Linked DNA regions of Mus musculus: region 2 is linked to region 1. A link is a loop called in an ENCODE intact Hi-C map of the cell type or tissue named here. Cell type or tissue: heart. All regions are shown on one strand. Links, peaks and the distances in the headings refer to the core of each region. The heading gives the core; the rest is flanking DNA. Region 1 has its middle 12 kb from the start of Gm41110. Region 2 overlaps Rps24 (ribosomal protein S24).

Evidence for each region. A loop is a pair of places that touch in the nucleus more often than their neighbours do. Peaks named below come from ENCODE experiments on the same cell type or tissue, not always from the same donor. Only the 100,000 strongest peaks of a DNase experiment are listed, where the experiment ranks them.
Region 2: a loop joins it to region 1, with 2.5 times the contacts of the local background. A loop is called at or near these places in 3 of 42 quality-filtered maps.

Annotation. Positions count from the first base shown.
Region 1 is chr14:24,898,699-24,907,067 of GRCm38, forward strand. No RefSeq gene overlaps it. Among named protein-coding and RNA genes, the nearest start is that of Gm41110, 12 kb to the left of the region's middle. In heart, for the core only: a CTCF peak has its summit at 4,436; DNase peaks (open chromatin) are centred at 2,063 and 4,343; H3K27ac peaks cover 3,871 bases.
Region 2 is chr14:24,496,272-24,504,640 of GRCm38, forward strand. It overlaps Rps24 (ribosomal protein S24), which reads left to right. Exons shown (of 6, transcript NM_011297.3): 6 at 1-689. Among named protein-coding and RNA genes, the nearest start is that of Rps24, 9.8 kb to the left of the region's middle. In heart, for the core only: a CTCF peak has its summit at 4,415 (motif pointing right); DNase peaks (open chromatin) are centred at 2,730 and 4,470; H3K4me3 peaks cover 434 bases; H3K27ac peaks cover 789 bases.

The DNA of each region.
Region 1 (8,369 bases), core at 120-8,119:
GGTGACATGGTTGTCCTCCCGATGCCTTTTGCTCCTTTCTTTTCTTTTCTTTTCTTTTCTTTTCTTTTCTTTTCTTTTCTTTTCTTTCCTTTCCTTTCCTTTCCTTTCCTTTCCTTTCCTTTTCTTTTCTTTTCTTTTCTTTTCTTTTCTTTTTCCTTTAGGACTTTTTTTTTTAGTTTTTATTGGTTATTTTATTTATTTCCATTTAAAATGTTATCCCCCTTCCTGGTTTCCTCTCCGCCCCTATCCACCCCGTTTCTATGAGGGTGCTCCCTCACCCACCCACCCACTCCCGCCTCACCACCCTAACATTCCCCTACATTGAGGCATCAAGCCTTCACAGGACCCAGGGCCTCCCTTCCCATTACTCATTTCTTAATAAAAGCCTATTCCGATGTACACCATTCATGGGCTTCAAGCGAGTCAGCCACCAGTCCCAGCTTCATCTCTCTGTCAATCCAAGTTCTTATAAATCATGACCTCTCTACAGTAGACGTTCCCAACCTTATTGCCAGAACTATGTTTCTCTCTTTCACCACCACTACCACCACCATCATCAGGACTACCACCACCATCATCAGGACCACCATCACCGTCACCGTCATCGTCATGTCCTTCTCCTCCTCCTCATCATCATCATAGTTATTTGCAGAGCTCGGGGTTGAAAGGAGAGCCTCGTACATGCTGACCAAGCACTCATACTGAGCTGTACCCTCAGAAGTTCTCACTATGTAGCCAAGGCTAGCTTTAAACTCCTAATTCCCCAGCTTCTCCCTCTAAAATATTAGAATGCTGGGTAGACACCACCATGACCAACATTATTTTCTTTTGCAGTGCCCCAACACTTCTCAGAGCTAGACCCAAATCACTTAGGGAACATTTGTGCCTCAGTAACTTGTGAGACAACTGAAAAAGCAATGTACACAGACTGTAAGAAAACAGGAATTTAAATTACATTCCCTTTAAATTATAGACAAGCAAGTGGCACATCTATTTATGCTTTTTTTGTATTTTATTTTTGTTTGTTATTGTTGTTGCTGTTGCTGCTACTGCTGTTGGTGGTGTGTGTGTGTACATGCACGCACGCATGCACACACGCATGTGCATGTTCATGCATGGCTGGTGTGTAGAGGTCAGAGGATAACTTGAGTTATTTCTTATCTTCCACTCTTGCTCAGTCTGTCTTCTTATCAACCCAGGGCCGTCTGCCCAGGGGTTGCACTGCCCACAGTGGGCTGGGTCCTCCCACATCAGCCACTAATCAAGAAAATGCTCCATGGGGTTGCCGACAGGCCAATCTGATGCAGACATTCTCTCCACTAAGGTTACCTCTTCCCAACTGACCTAGCTTGTGCCAAGTTGACAGAAAACTAAACAGCAATTAGAGCGGCCAGAGAAGAATCTCTCAAAGTTGGGGCATCCTCAAAGGTCTCTAGTAAGATGGAAGATGGATAGCGTGAAGTCCCTTGAGCAAGTAGTTAGTGTCGCTTCAGTCCTGAGTTCTAGCCCCGTGAGCCCCCTTCCACAAACTGCTTTAGGCAGCAGTATGGCTAATAAAATATGGAGAGAGGTCTCTGGTTGGATCGCTGAGAAATGTCTCCCTCAAGCTACAGAAGTTCTGGTGCTGGCAGCTCCGGAGACTGTGACGGCACCCAGAACTGCAGCTGCCATTTTGACTCCGGCGAGGAAACAATTCAGACTACAGAGGGGGAAAAATGTAAGGTAGCTGGCTTCAGTGACATGCTTGAACACTGAGTCCTGGAAGTACCCATCTCTGGACTTCCTACTGTGGGAGCTGATACCTTTCCAGAACTTTCAAGCCCTGGAAATCTGGGTTTCCTGTTGACCACTACTCACCAGTCTCCTTCCGGGTAATCCAACAATGTACATTTAGGAAACAATTCTTTTTATTCAGAGTCTCTGAGGAAGCCCATGATTCTTGGCTCACCCTGGATCGGTGCAGTTTGCCAAATTCCCTTCTCTGAGGAAACCTTTTTTTTTTTCCATAGAACCCAATTATATCTCACAGAACACACGTGTGCCAAAAACCACACTTCTGAAAAGCTGCCTTACATCCCGTCTCAGCGGCCCCCAGCCCCCACCGGCCTGCAGAAGCCTGTGCACACAGACTCCCACCTCAGCACAGAGCCCACATGTGTTTCTGCTCAGTGGGGGAGACTAAACGGAGCCAGATGTACCTGGGCAGCCCACAGCAGAAGCAATGATTTAACATCCTAGGTATGTGGGGATTAGCTTGCCTCAGAGCTCCCATGGAGGGGAGGGCCTTGCTTGCTGGCCTGCTAATGGATTCAGCAGAGATGCCTCACAGGCCGGACACAGCGTGTGGCATGTTTTGTGTAACATGGAGTATGCACGACACGTTCTGCCCATGACTATGCTGGTGTATATGCCTGTAGTGGTGCGCAGTGGAGCTGCATCTGCAAGCACTGTGCGTATGACAGCTGTGGCCATGATGGCTGTGCTGTGACTGAGACGTTTTGATGAGTCTGTCCGTGGTAACTGTATTTTGTTCCTGGGATGACCACCACTGCCTTTCCATGGCTCCTGGAACAGGACCTGCTTTTTCCACTGAGGAGCCCTCTGGGAAGCTTCCCATCTGCCTTGTTCTTTCTTAGCCCCGCCTGAGGATCCCCGACCCCACTGGGTTGTGTTTTTGTTTTTGTTTGTTTGTTTTTACTGCATGACCAGCCATTTATGCAAGACCATGGTCATCCCTCCCAAACTGGAGCTCAGAGACCACTCAACACATGATTTCCAAATGGCATCCTTTGGGGTTCTTTGGTGTTTGCAATGTACTTGAGCCAGGCTTGTGTAGGGATGAAGAAGGCCAAGGCCCCTGTCTTAATCAGACCATGCTAGCCCTTGTTTATTCTCTCTATCCAGGAAAACCAGTTAAGCTACTGACTGGCTGTCCTGTATCTTACCACAGATGAGGTCTTTTCCCTCGGAATGTTCTAGAATCCCTGGAGAGTCGTGGGCCAATGGAGGGGGTCAGGCCAGGCAAGGGGAGATACAGCCCACAAAGTCAGCTCTTTATTCTCCCAGTTGGCTTTGCCTGGTGTGACCCAGGAAAAGGGGGCCTGCCCTGTGTGTCTGCCATGCAGTCGGGCAGCCACAGACAGCATGCTTTTCAAATTCTGGGCCCCTGGCAAGGAAGCAGGAGGCAGGCAAGAGCTGAGTACAACCTCGGAGGTAGCCTGGGTTTTATTTGCTCAGCTGTGGTCAAAGGCCAATGCTGGCCACCCACACCGGGCTCGGCAATTTCACCTGAGGACAACTGTACTTTTAACTCCCGAGGTCCTGTGATGCCAAGGGTATGGATTGGCATAGGTCCGGCAGTAGGTGCTTCTAGGGACTCCCTTAGGCACAGTGGACACATGCCTGTGGCCCGATACTCTTGGCACCCACCAAAACATAATGGTTTTATTTCTCTTAAAATGAAAAGAAGCAAATTAATTTTTGGATCAAGTCTTTTAGTAGAGCATGTTTTTCATCTCTGCCCTTATACATTTGTAAAATAATGTTACTGTGTTGTAGCAACTCCATATCTGTAGAGGAAGGCCTGTGCTTTAGAAATGTATCACTAAAATCAGGATAAAGGCATGAGGTACCCTGAGGCTGTGACAGGGAACATCGGGGTTTTATCAGCTTGGATGCTGTAACAGTGCCACCAAACAGGTTGTGTGGCTAGGAGCTGTTAAACAATGCAAACTTGTTCCATCGGCTCACCACCCTTGAGGAGCCCAATAGGGTGTCAGAAGGGGTGGTTGCTTCTCTCTCTCTCTCTCTCTCTCTCTCTCTCTCTCTCTCTCTCTCTCTCTCCCTCTCTCTCCCTCCTTCCCTCCCTCCCTCCCTCCCTCCCTCCCTCTGTATGTCTATGAGTGTGTATCTCTGTCTATGTATTCCCTCATGAAAACACCCATCATACTGAATTTAGAGCTACCCCAATGGCTTCATTTTTAACAGTCATCTCTTTAAAGACCTTGTCTCTAAATACAGCCCCATTCTGGGGTCCCAGAGTTTAGAACTTCAAAACTTCAACACAGGAATTACAACTCAGTTCTAAATAAAGTATGGTCACTCCATATTCTTCCCCTGAAATCCTTCCCCTCCCTCCCTCCCTCCCTCCCTCCCTCCCTCCCTCCCTCCCTCTCTCCCTCTCTCCCTGTCTCTTCTTCCACCACCCCCCCCCCCCCGCCCAGCTCTCTGCTATTAGAGGAAACACTCTTCAACTCCCTGTTCACTCTATAGTCCTGGGAGTCAGCTGATGTCACGACTGGCTTTGTACAAGCTAGAGCTGCCAGATGGGACACAAAGTACTGCTCGTGCTGGGAGTGGACTGAGGTCTCTTCCCTTTGGATGCCAGAGCTTGATGGAGCTGCACTTGTGGATACTCGGTGTTCTGATTCTTGGGGCCATTAGGTGGTGTCATGAGCTGGTAGAACTCACAGAGACAAAGAAATCCTGGTCTACCTGCTCCATTCTCCTCTGCCCCATCCTCACTGTGCCCATGTTATAGAGTCTGTCTTGGGCTGTCTTGATAGTGAAGGAGGTAGATTCCCTAGTTTTGAACAGTAAAGGATGTGGGCAGATCCTGATCTCTGGGATGCCAGGGATTCATAATGTTTTACTAGGGCTTTGCCAGGGGAAGATGTTTAGAGACTCAGGAAATAGCTTCCAGCCACTGATGTTTCAGTAAAGGCTACAGAGCTGGCTCAACTCTCTGGGAAGTCCAGTACCTCTCAAGCATAATGATCTGGTAGTTATGGTGAAATTAGCTTGGATTTCAGATAGGAACTCCAGAGGGTAATCTAAAAATGAAGACAAAAGAGGAAGAGGAGGAGGAGGAGAGAGGAGGAGGAGAGAGAGGAGGAAGGGAAGAGAAGGAAGGGGGAGAGGACATGGGGAGAGAGGCAGAGAAGAATAGAGGAAGAAGAAAGGGAACGAACAGGAAGAAGAAAAAGAGGAGAAAGGGAGGAGGGAGGGAGGAAGAGGAGGTGATGTGGTGATGTAGAGGTAAGGTTGTATCTGAGCTGCCCTCTCTTGTGCTTGCCCTGGTGTAATGACCTGACCTTCTCCAGGCTCTCCAATGTGGATGCACAAACCTTCTCACAGCTCAGTAATCTTATCCTGGTGGGTGGTTTCAGAGTCAGAGTTGGAGTGGGGGCATGGATGTGATCATTCCAGATCTATGACAGACACTTATCCTGGGGCAGGAGGGGCAGATCCATGGAACTGGTCTGGGGTCTGGTACCCGGACCTGAGAAACAGGTGATACAGGGGGAAAGGATCTAGGGATACACTCTACATCTCTCTCTCTCTCTCTCTCTCTCTCTCTCTCTCTCCCCCTCTCTCTCTCCCTCTCCCTCCCTCTCTCTCTCCCTCTCTCTCTCTCTCCACCTCCCATGTATAATAAAGTAGCAGAGCTGGAAGCTGAAGGACTAGAATTAGCTCTTAGCAGATGGGTAAATGATCTCGATGAATACCTGCGCCCGTGTTCCAGTCTTGGGTCTGGGGTGGCAAAGACAGGAAGACAAGTGGCAAATGTGCTGCTATAAGACAGGCTCATGTCCTCTTTGAAATAATCTTATTTTTTCCCTCATCATTTAAAAAGTTGAGACTTATTTAAAATATATACAGAAAATGCAGCCAAGTGGAAAAAAGGTAGACTTGATTCCAGTAAATCCCCTAACCAGAGACAAGCACCATGGGCACTGTGGTCCATCCTTTTCCCCTGCACCACTTCCTGTGTGACAGACACAGCAATTCAAATGCAGAGTGGAGTGACAGAGGTCTTCTTTGGAGCCCTCATAACTACAACAGAGGGTGGTCAGTAGTATCAATTTTACCTCTCCTATGACATCATTTCATGGTAGCTGAGCCAGGGCTCATAAGGAAGGCCACCCTGTCCTCGGAAACAAAGTTGGCTTTGACAGATAGCAAGGTGGCAGGCAAGGTGCTTTAGATGGGTGAAGGAAACCAGCTAAGTCATAAAGGTGAGAGCCAAGTCCATGGCTTTTCAGCATTGGAGAGAAGCCAGAGCAAAGGGATATACATTGGGTGTGGGCCTGTGCACCATGCATGTGTTAGGGTGGGTAAGGGGGAAGCAGCAGCGCTGAGCTGGCTGGAGTCAGCCTTCCAGAGCCATGACGTATGAGACATAACAGCTCAAGCTGTCTCTCCAAGGCTCCCGGGAACTACTGAAGGCTTGTGTGTGTGGTGTACGTGTATTAACATATTCATGTGTGGTCATGTGTACACAAGGGTACCCATGGACATGTGTGTATTAGTGGAGTATGAGGGCCACGTCTGGTGTCTTCTGCAATTGGACTGCCTCCTCTTTTGAGACACCACCTCTTACCGCATCTGGAGCTCATTAATTCCTTTATGCTGGTTAGTCAATGAGCTCCAAGGAGTGTCTTCTCTCTTCATCTCCAGTGCTAGGATTGCAGACGCCTGCTCTCATCCCTGACTTTTTACCTGGGAACTGGGGATCCGAACTCAGGTCTGCATGCTTGTAACACAAGAACTTTACTGACAGAGCCATTTCTCCTGCCCAGGCTCTCCAGATACAAAGGGATCTTTTAGTGAGATACTAGACTCCACATGGAGAAACCACAGAGCCTACCATGAGTCTATTAGATCCTCTGACCCTAGTTCAATCCCCAGTAAAGGGAATGGGACTAAAGTCTGGTGGGTTTGGGAAAGTTACTCTATCCCCAGATGCTCCTGGATTACAGTGTCCACAGAGGATGATGGAGGTCTGAATACACTAACCCAGCCACAGGAGACGAAGGAAGTGGGGTGTAATTTAATGGCAGCAGCCGCTACCCAGTCTCCCCTCTCTAAAGCCGGGCTCAGCTGACTGAGGGTCGGTTCGCTTCCCTTCCAATGTGAGAAGGGGCCTCTTTGTGACTGAAACTGGGTTGACAATGCATAAGTTTTCACTTGGGTGTGCTCTAGGATGACTGATGCCGTGTGATATGATCAGCCTCATTTGACAGGCGTCACGCTTTCTGCACTGTCCTGCAGGCACTAGGAAATATTAAATAGACGGAGCATACCTGGCTCAGCTACCAGGAAGTGACATCACAGGTGAGGTAAAATTGATATACTGACCACCTCTACTGTGGTTGTGAGGGCTTCAGGGCTACCCGTGGGACCTTTAAACCGTGAACCTTTATGTCCAGCATTGGACACATGGCAGTTATGTGCAAACATAGGAGTGTAGTTCACGAATAGCCACAGCAAAGACAAACATCTGACAGCCTGTGGTTGAGAAGGAGTGAACTGATGGTAGATCAACTTGCAGATGAGCAGAGGAGGGTGAATTTTGCTCGCAAGTTTTGTCCATTATGAGTTGAGGCTGAATGCTGCAGGCTATCCCAAAAGAGGATCTAGGACAAGACTGAATGCTGCAGGCTATCCCAAAAGAGGTTCTAGGACAAGACTGAATGCTGCAGGCTATCCCAAAAAGAGGTTCTAGGACAAGACTGAATGCTGCAGGCTATCCCAAAAAGAGGTTCTAGGACAAGACTGAATGCTGCAGGCTATCCCAAAAAGAGGTTCTAGGACAAGACTGAATGTAGCTTCACTAGGGAACAAGTTTGCCGAGAGTTAAGAGCACAGAGACTTTCAGCCGACACACAGGATTGAAGTTGGGAGAAGAAGGGAGGGAAAGGTGGAGAAGGAACTTTGAGACTCTGGCACTGGTCTAAGAAAATCTGGACCATGTTTCTCAAGTAACATTATTCTTAACATTACTCCACCTTAATCCTGGTGGCCCCACCCTAGATTTCAGGTTATGGTTATCTACCTCAAATGGACACCAGCCTCATGGGAGATGGCAGGTGTGACTTGCATAAGCAGAGTATGAGGACCCAGAGGGCACAGCTAGTGGCTGGCAGTCAACTCTCCTACACAGGCAGAGGCCTGGGAGGGGCGCCCCTGGCTGCAGTGGCAGACTCCATTGGAGAATCTAGCCCTTCTGAGGACTAACACACTGTGGCCAAGAAAGGAATTCCTTAGAGTGCCTCACTGCTGACAGAGAGGTGTGTGTCAGCCTCACTGCTTTTAAGCCCAGGTCACAATAGGATGTGTCCAATCTAGCAGAATTTCAGAATGTAAATACCTGAATAACTGGAGCCAGAACCAATACTGGAAGAGGGGAGCACCAGAGGTCTGGACCTGGACATCCTTCCCTCCATAGGCAGCTGTGAGGCATGTGTGCTGATGATGGCAGAGATGATGCCGGACTTACCCAATAAGCTCATGGTACATTGAAGCAATGGGTTGGAAATGCAGTGACCGTGCCTAGTATGCTGTACATCCCAGCACAGTGCTGATCA
Region 2 (8,369 bases), core at 149-8,148, 400 kb before region 1:
TACAAATAAGTACACTAGCTGTCTTCAGACACATCAGAAGGGGGCGTCAGATCTCATGGGCAGGTGTAGCCACCATGTGGTTGGGGGATTTGAACTCAGGACCTTCAGAAGAACAGTCAGGGCTCTTACCTGCTGAGCCATCTCCCTAGCCCCTTCAACTTTGTTCTTAGAAGCCAGGCCTTCCTCTCCTCCCTCTGCTTGATGATCTCTAGCTCTAGCTGGTCTGGAACTCATGTAGACTAGGCTGGCCTGAACAGAGATCTGCCTTCCTCAGTACAGAGGTTAGAGGTGAGTCTCCCTTGTTCCCCACATCTGGCTTTTGGCCTTAGTTGAAGCTAAATCTGCCTGAGACAGCTTACCAGATCTTATCCCAGTGGAAATTGAGTCTGTCTTGGGCTAGGACTCCAGGCTTGGCAGCAAGTGTTCTGGCAGTGGCCCATAGTCACCAGTCCAGCAACAGATACTTTGCTTTGCCTGATATTGGGAGGGATCAGAGTCAAGAGCCTGAACTGAGTTGATCAAGTCAGATATTCGGTTGGGCTAAATTTGCTTTTGTGCTGAGAGTGAAGCTTAGCCTATGTGGATCTTAGGTGAGTTTTTCTCTATAAAGGCTGTATTTTATCAATTTGTATGGGTCCATGTGGTAATCAGACTTGTAAATGCAATAAACATTGAATGGAAAACTAGGGACATCTTGGGACTGGAGAGAGAAGTGGTTTGTTTGCTTTTGAAGATGGCCTGGTTTCAAGTTTTCAGTGCCTTGTGGCTGGCTATCATTTGTAGTTCTAGTTTCAGGCAGGTAGATATTTTATGTGCATTGGTGTTTTGGTTTCATGTGTGTCTGAGTGTTGGATCCTCTGGACTGGAGTTAGAAATGGTTGTGAGGTGCCGTGGGGGTGCTCTTAATCACTGAGCCCCTCCCACCCTTATGTCAATTGTAATGAGACATCTTGAAGCAATGGACAAGTGAGATTTGGACAGCATTGTAAAATGGGGCATCAACGTGGGGAGCAAAGATGTGACTATTGTAGCTGCAGACTTGGGTGTAAAGCTGTTTTAGGGAATCAGTTCCCTTGCTGGAATCAAATGAGTAGAATGGGTCACGGGCTGAAGGCTAGGGTTATATGGAGTAGGATGAGGTAACTAAACAGCAGAGGCTAGCACAGGAGTCAAAGCAGGTCTCAGGCTAGTCTGGTTCCAGGATACCTAGGGCTACACAGAACCCTGTCTGGAAAAAGTCAAGGAAGCCTGGAGCAGGAGTCGGTTGCTTAGTTAGAGTATGGGAGCAGAGGAGCAACCTGTGGGTACAGGAGAGACTGCTGTTGGCAGGAAGTTACATAGCTGGTCTGTTGAAAGGAGTGCAGCATAGAGATTTACCTCCTGAGTGGTAAGATTTAAAGGCCTGTGCCCAGACAAACCAGTTTTCTTAAAAGTCAGGTGTCAAAGATGATAACTAGCTGGGGCAAGGAAGTGCATGGGCCTTTTCTGTGGCTGGTGTGGGCAGGGACAGTTGTACAGGCATGCTTCCTGAGCTCCAGGCATGGGCCAGGCTCTCCAGAGAAACAAGTCACACTGGCTACCTACCTGTAAGTGTTCCTTGATAGAGGGTATTTTTGAAATAGCTGAAGCCACTGTGGTCCACCTTCCTATGTGATGGTTGTAGGCAGCCTGAGTGGGCAACCAGCCTCTGCCTAGCCAGTTAGCACTCTCATCAGTCTGTCCCCTCTGCTACTTTGAATTCCTCTGGATGTTTGGGTTCATGTCAGATCGAGGGCTTTGAAGGGTACCTGTTCAGACATTCTGAATCAAGTTATTTTGAGGCTCAGGATGGCAGAACTGTGAGGCTGAGGGGAACTAGTTTGTGTGCAATTGTGCTACTGAGCTTGGGAGTGTTGGGAGCTGTAGCACAGCCCTGATAACTATGATAACGCGCTCTGCTTTGGGCAAGCCTTTATAAGAATGCAAAGTTGATCTAAGTTGATCGTGTCTCATTACAATTGACATGAGGGTGACTTACTAAGTGATCTTACTACAGAAAAGGCCCATGCACCGCCCCTCCAGCCTAGCACTAGCTGGAAATTAATGAGAACGAGAGCACAAGGCTCAAAACTCCAGACCTTGTGCCTACTTGATGTGTGGTGTGTGAGCTTCCTTCCATGTAGAAACCATCAAGGGTGGGAAGAAAGGCTGGAGATGGTTCTGCAAGTGTAGTGTCTCCGTTGTGGTGTTGGGGGCTGCTTTTAGATTGCCCCAGTATCCTGTGTGTGTAGCTTTCAGTTGTCTTTCATTGCTTTCCTTCCTTGCCAAAGTAGAATTTTAATTTGGTCCAAGAAGACTTATACCAAACTCCTGGAGCTGAGGCAGGTGGGTTATAAGTGGTACATTATGGGCACAGTGGTCTACAATTTACCTGGAAGGATGCTGGTGAGGTCTGACAACCAGTAGTTTAGGTTGGGGAGGTACCATGTGAGGGTGGGATTAGGACGCAGTTTTGTGACTCCAAGGTAGTACTGTATGTTCAGTCACCAAGCTGCTTTCTTTTGGGCATGACATTGGTCAGTGAGGTGCCATCTGCCATAGGGATACTGAATATAGGTAGCCTAGCCAACCACATTACCCATTTACCAAGTTAACTGTGCCCTGCCAGTCCCTGATCTGGCACCTGGGGAGGAAAGAAGCCAATAGAGGATCTTGTGGTCTGGCTCCTGGAGTAGCTAGCAGGTTGGGACATTGTGGCAGTCCACAGCCAAACTTGGTGTAAGGCCGTGGATCCTGGAAGGTTTCCGGAGGTCATGGGGTTAAGTGATGTGATCTGGCTCAAATTCAAGAGCAGAGTCACATTCAAGGCCATGAAAAATGATTAAGCAGGTGCGTGAGGGAGTGGCCGTTCTGTGGTGGGGCAGGGGAAAGATGGAAATCCTGAATTTGTTTAGGTGGCTTCAGACAGTTGCCCTTAACTCCTGCTGTTTTTACAGGAGAAATCCCATTCTGAACAGACCTCAGACCAGCAAAGATAGCTGGCTGACTCTGGGTTATCAATGTGGACAGCACAAATTCTTGAGTCCCAAAGCACTACACAGCTGTTCCTCCGTTCTCCAGACTTTCCTCCTATGCCAGACCTGAGGCCCTGTCTCCCATAGTCTTCAGGCTGGGAGTGGGAGGATAAGACCTGATGGAGCAAGCCGCCCCCCCCCCCCCCCAAAGGTCAGCAGGGAACAACCCCAGGAAGACCCCGTGTGCCAGGCTGAGGACTTTTCTCATTCATTATTTTGGTTGAGTAAAAGAAATGTGGAGAATTAGAGATTGAACAGTAAGTGGAGTGTCCTTGTCACACGCTGAGTTTTTCCACACAGAATACTTGAGCCGTTTGACTGCTCATCAGGCACGATGGGAAGATTACAGCTGGAGAGGGCTGATGAGCGGGTATTTGAGCAGTGTACTGGGAAACGGCCCGGCCCGGTTCCTGCTCCTCAGCGTCCAGCAGCAGGAGCTGTTGGGGAACAGAGGGCTCCCACCCCTCCCTCTATAGCAGGTACAAGAGCAGGGTTGAGTAGTGAGGCTTTGTTAAAAATACTCAGCTGTTCACCTGTGTTCACTTTGTAGCTCGGAGTGGGAGCATTCATTCATCTGAAAATTTAACAGCTTTGAGGCTTGGACTCAAAGTTCACAAAGGTCTTTTCTGCCGATGTCTCTCGATGTGACAGGTCTTGTCCAAGAGAAGCTTGTGGATGAATGATAATACTACAACTACTGCTAATAAACATTCCGGGCACAAAACTAGGGAGATGCTTAGTGGATAAAGTTCTTGCACTTGTGAGGACTTGAGTTTAAATCCCTATCGCCTACAGAAGAGCTGGGCTGAAGCGGATACCCGTAACCCTAGTGCCAGGAAAGCCACAGGCAGATTTCTGGGACGCTTTCCAGCCTAAGCCTAAATGATGAGAGGAGATCTGAGGTCTACTTCTGGCCTCCATATGTGCATGCACGTGTAAATATATACATGTGATAAACACATGAACAGATTTATTGAGATTATACTGGGATCTGAGTCTAGGAGGGAGGCACAAATAAGCCCATTTTGCAGATGAAGATGTTGAGGTTTACAGGGAGCTAAATAGTCAGCCTAATGAGCCAGAGTAGCTAAGGAAGGTCATGGGTATTCACTCTAGCCACAGCACCAATTGCTAACTTATTAGATCTGCAAATTTCCGGACCGTACTCAGTCAACTACTGGAAAGTGAGAGTGGAGCCCAGTTACCTGGGTTTTAGCAAGCCTGGCAGGTACATTTGGCGCGGAGTAAAGTTAAGGGTATTGGGGGAGGAGACAACTGTGGGGGCCAGCAATGGATGCTTTTGATAGCCATAATACTGAACCTTCCTTGGTGGAATAAAAGTGGTCCCTGCGGCTGTCTTCCACGAGGGGGCACTGTGGATTCAGGCTTGGAATCGCCGGCTTTGTTGTCCCGGCGGCTGCTGCTGCTGCTCTCGGGAAGCCTGAAGAAAGCCTGCTGCCAGATTAGCTGAGGGGTCAGCCTTTCTTCTTCCGGGAAGGTCTGCCGGGGTGGTAATCTTGTTTACAGGATTCAGCCCTCGTGGTGAAACTGAACCTGGAGGGCTTGCTGCTGTTCACATGTGCATGGCGATGCCTACCCATCCGTGGGGCAAGGTCTCTGAAGATCCTCTGCAAACAACATTCCCCTTTTGTAGCTGCCCAGCCAGGCAGCTTACAGTTCCTTTGGAGGGCAGAGCACTAGAACCCCAGTAGCCGATTATGGCTCAGCGTTCAACGTGCTTCCGTGTCATAGTGTTGTCTTGTTTAGATGGGAACAGGAGCCAATTTCGAGTCTTCATTTTGTGGTTTGGGGCAGTTTTCCTTCACCTCTGGGCCCCAGTTTCCCAGGAGATTGAAGGGAGTAGCTTTCATTAGGTGGCTCTCAGCCCCTCTTTCTCTCCATGTCTAAAAATCCTGCCCTAGGGAAGAAAGGAGGAAGCCGACAACCCCCCTTTCTGTCTCCTGGTCTATCCTCCCCTCCTACAGAAGAAGCGTCAGGCTTATAGATCCTCTGCTTTTAAAAATAAGTGTAAATACACACATGCAGATAACAACATACAAGTCCTGCCCCAGGGGGCCGGGGAAGAGCCCAGCTCAGACTCTGAAAGGCATGTGGTGCAAGGACACTGCAGGGGCTGTGACATGACATCCATCTCTGGTGTACGTTTCAGTAAGCCTTTCCAGGGACTTGCAAGGCAGTAAGGTGGAACCTACCAAATTGGATTTTTTTTTTTCAGGTCCTTAGACACCCAGGATTTGCCTCTATATAGATTTCTATTCTGTGTGTTTGGAAGAAGGAAAGATTTACATCATGGTCTCCTCTTGGCTGCACGTGTTTCTTCAGAAAATACATTGTCTCACAGTGACTTCAGCATTTCCCTCCTTAATACAAAGGACTGGTATCTTATGTCTATAGTGGCTGCGCACTGAAGAAGTTGAATGCCGAGTTAGGCATTGAGCCTCTGGCATTGGCCAATATGAGCCTATAGAAGTATCCAATACCAAGGGAGATTCCAGCCTTCTGCTGACTCCCACCGTGTCTGATGATACACAGCATTTGGTTAGAAACTGCCCACCCCACCAGCAAGACCACTGAGTCATAACTCTCCACAGTAGAGGGTACAGGTTAAGCCAGATAACTACCTGATTTCCCAGAGAAGCAGAGGGCCTCTTTTGTTGTTGTTGTTGTTTTTTGTTTTTGTTTTGTTTTTTGGTTTTTCGAGACAGGGTTTCTCTGTAGCTCTGGCTGTCCTGAAACTCACTCTGTAGACCAGGCTGGCCTCGAACTCAGAAATCTGCCTGCCTCTGCCTCCCGAGGGCTGGGATTAAAGGCGTGCACCACCATGCCCGGCCAGAGGGCCTCTTTTGGCTCATCTAGTACCTCCACAGAAGTGTGGAGCGTATCAGTGACTTGCTGAGGTCTCTCAATTTGTTAATGGTAAGGAGGGGACTGGGCTTCAGGCTGCTTTACCCATAGCTCATGCCCCTCCTGACAGCATGTGTCATTTGAAGACGCTCAGGTGCATTAATACATACACAAACATTGACATCCCCCCCTTCGCCACACACATAGACATCCCCTCAATACATACTTGCTTGTGGTGCTGGGATGGAGCAAGCAGGAAGAGAGAATGCTTTATCTGAGCTACACCCCAGCCACTGAGTTCATGAAGCTCCGTGGTACCTTTTCCATTCTCTCTACCTCCTTGTCCTGTGTCTTCCCACACAGTCTATCATTAGCACAGAGGCGGCCCCTGGGAGGGTGAGGCTTGACATCACAACCTTGGTACTTCCTATGCCATAGATTCAGTAGACTGGAGGTCTTGGCTGCTAGTAACTTTGACTCGGTATAAACAGCCTTGAGTAGGCAGCACACATAGCACTCATGGGCAAAGGCTTGGTGGATGCAGCAGTTCTCTAGTGTCAGCAATGGTTTCCCTCCTTCATTATCTCATATGGGTGCTGTGGTATGGCCTGTGCAAATCACAAGTGGGCTAAGAGTTAGACAAGGGACAGATGCTCAGCATAAGAGGTCTGAGGAGAACTTGGCTGTGGATGACTAGCTGAAGGCCCCATCTCCCCCAGCCCCAGCACATCTGGGAGAAGTCATACCTTCTGCACATAGATCAGCTCTAGCCTAAACCATCAAAGGAGAATGGCTTAGGGACCAGTGCCAGTCTTTGCTGTGGCAGAAGGAAAACAATGGATGCTTGTTTTAGGGTCTTTTTGACCAAAGGCCTCTGGAACACAAGGGGTTTTTATTAAACCCTTTATTAGAAAACTGACAAGTATTTAGCGAAGAACTGAAAAACAGCGCTGGGGGCTTCTCTGGGATTGGTGCGAGAAAAATCACGCCAGAACACGAGCAAGCTTTATGCTCCAGTTTCTCTACATCTTCTCCAACACTTGTTAGTTATCCGTAGTATTGATTTTAGCTGCCAGAGTGTGAAGGGATAAGTTAATTATGGTTTTGGCATTTTTGTTATCCAGGCTAGCCTCTAACTGGATATGTAGCTGAAGACAACCTTGAACTACCAACCCTCTTGCCTCTACTTCCCAAGTGCTGAGATTATAGCCCACCATCATCTTGTTTTATGTGCTGGAGAGCAAACCTTGGGCTTCATGTATGCTAGGCAAGCACTCTACCAAGTGAGCTACATTACCAGCCCTGTTTTGTTTGTTTGTTTGTTTGTTCATTTGTTTGTTTGAAATAAGATCTCATTGTATGATTCAAGTTGGTTTTGAACTCACTACATAGTTAACTGTCCTATTGCTGTGAAGAGACACCATGACTCAGGCAACTCTTATAAAAGAAAGCATTTCATTAGAGTTTGCTTACAGTTTTAAGCATTAGTCCATGTTTATGGTGGGGAAACAGACAGTAATGGTACTGAAAGCTTTAAATCCCTATCCACAGGCAGCAGGCAGAAAGAGACAATGAACCTGCTGTGGGCTTTTGAAACCTCAAAGCCTACTCCCAATGACACACCTACTCCAAGGCCACACCCCTTCTTCCTTCCCGAACAGTTCCACTAATTGGGGAAGCAGGCATTTAAACATGTGAGTTCATGGGGCCACTCTCATTCAAATCCTTACAGTAGCCAGTAATCTTACTGGCATTGGACTTGAGATCTTTCTGCCTTAACCTTTCTAGTGCTGGATCACAGGTGTCTGCCACCATACTTGGTTTACGAGTGTCTTTTTGTGTGGCTATGTGTACTCTGTGGATCAAAACCAGAGTCTAATTTCTTCTATACATAGGTCTATATTGTAAACTAGAACTAAAGCTCCAGCCTTCATTATAGTTTTCATTTACATTTCATAATAACTGATTTTACAAGGCATGGGAGCACACAACTTTAATTGCAGAACTCTGGAGGTATAGGCAAGTATTTAACTGTGAGTTTAAGGACAGCCTGTTGTATGTAGCAAGTTCCAGGACATCCAGAGCTTCACAGAGAGACCTTATCTCAAAAACAAACAAATAAATAAGCAAAAACAACCCAACTAATGGTTTGACGGTCTTTTCATGTGCTTATTTATGAATATATGTTGTTCTATTGTCATTTCTGTTGCTATGAAAAATACCCTAACAAAAACAGCTTTAGAGGAGAAAGTTTATTTTAGCTCATAATTCTAGGTTCCAATCCATTACTTTGGAAAGTCACAGCAGCAGGAGCTGGAGACTACTAGTTATATCACATCCACAATCAAGAGCAGAGAGAAATGAATATGTACATGTTCAATTGCTGGTTGGCTCTTATCTAGTTTTCTCCTTTCATACTATTCAGGATCCCCTGTCTAGGGAATGGTGCCA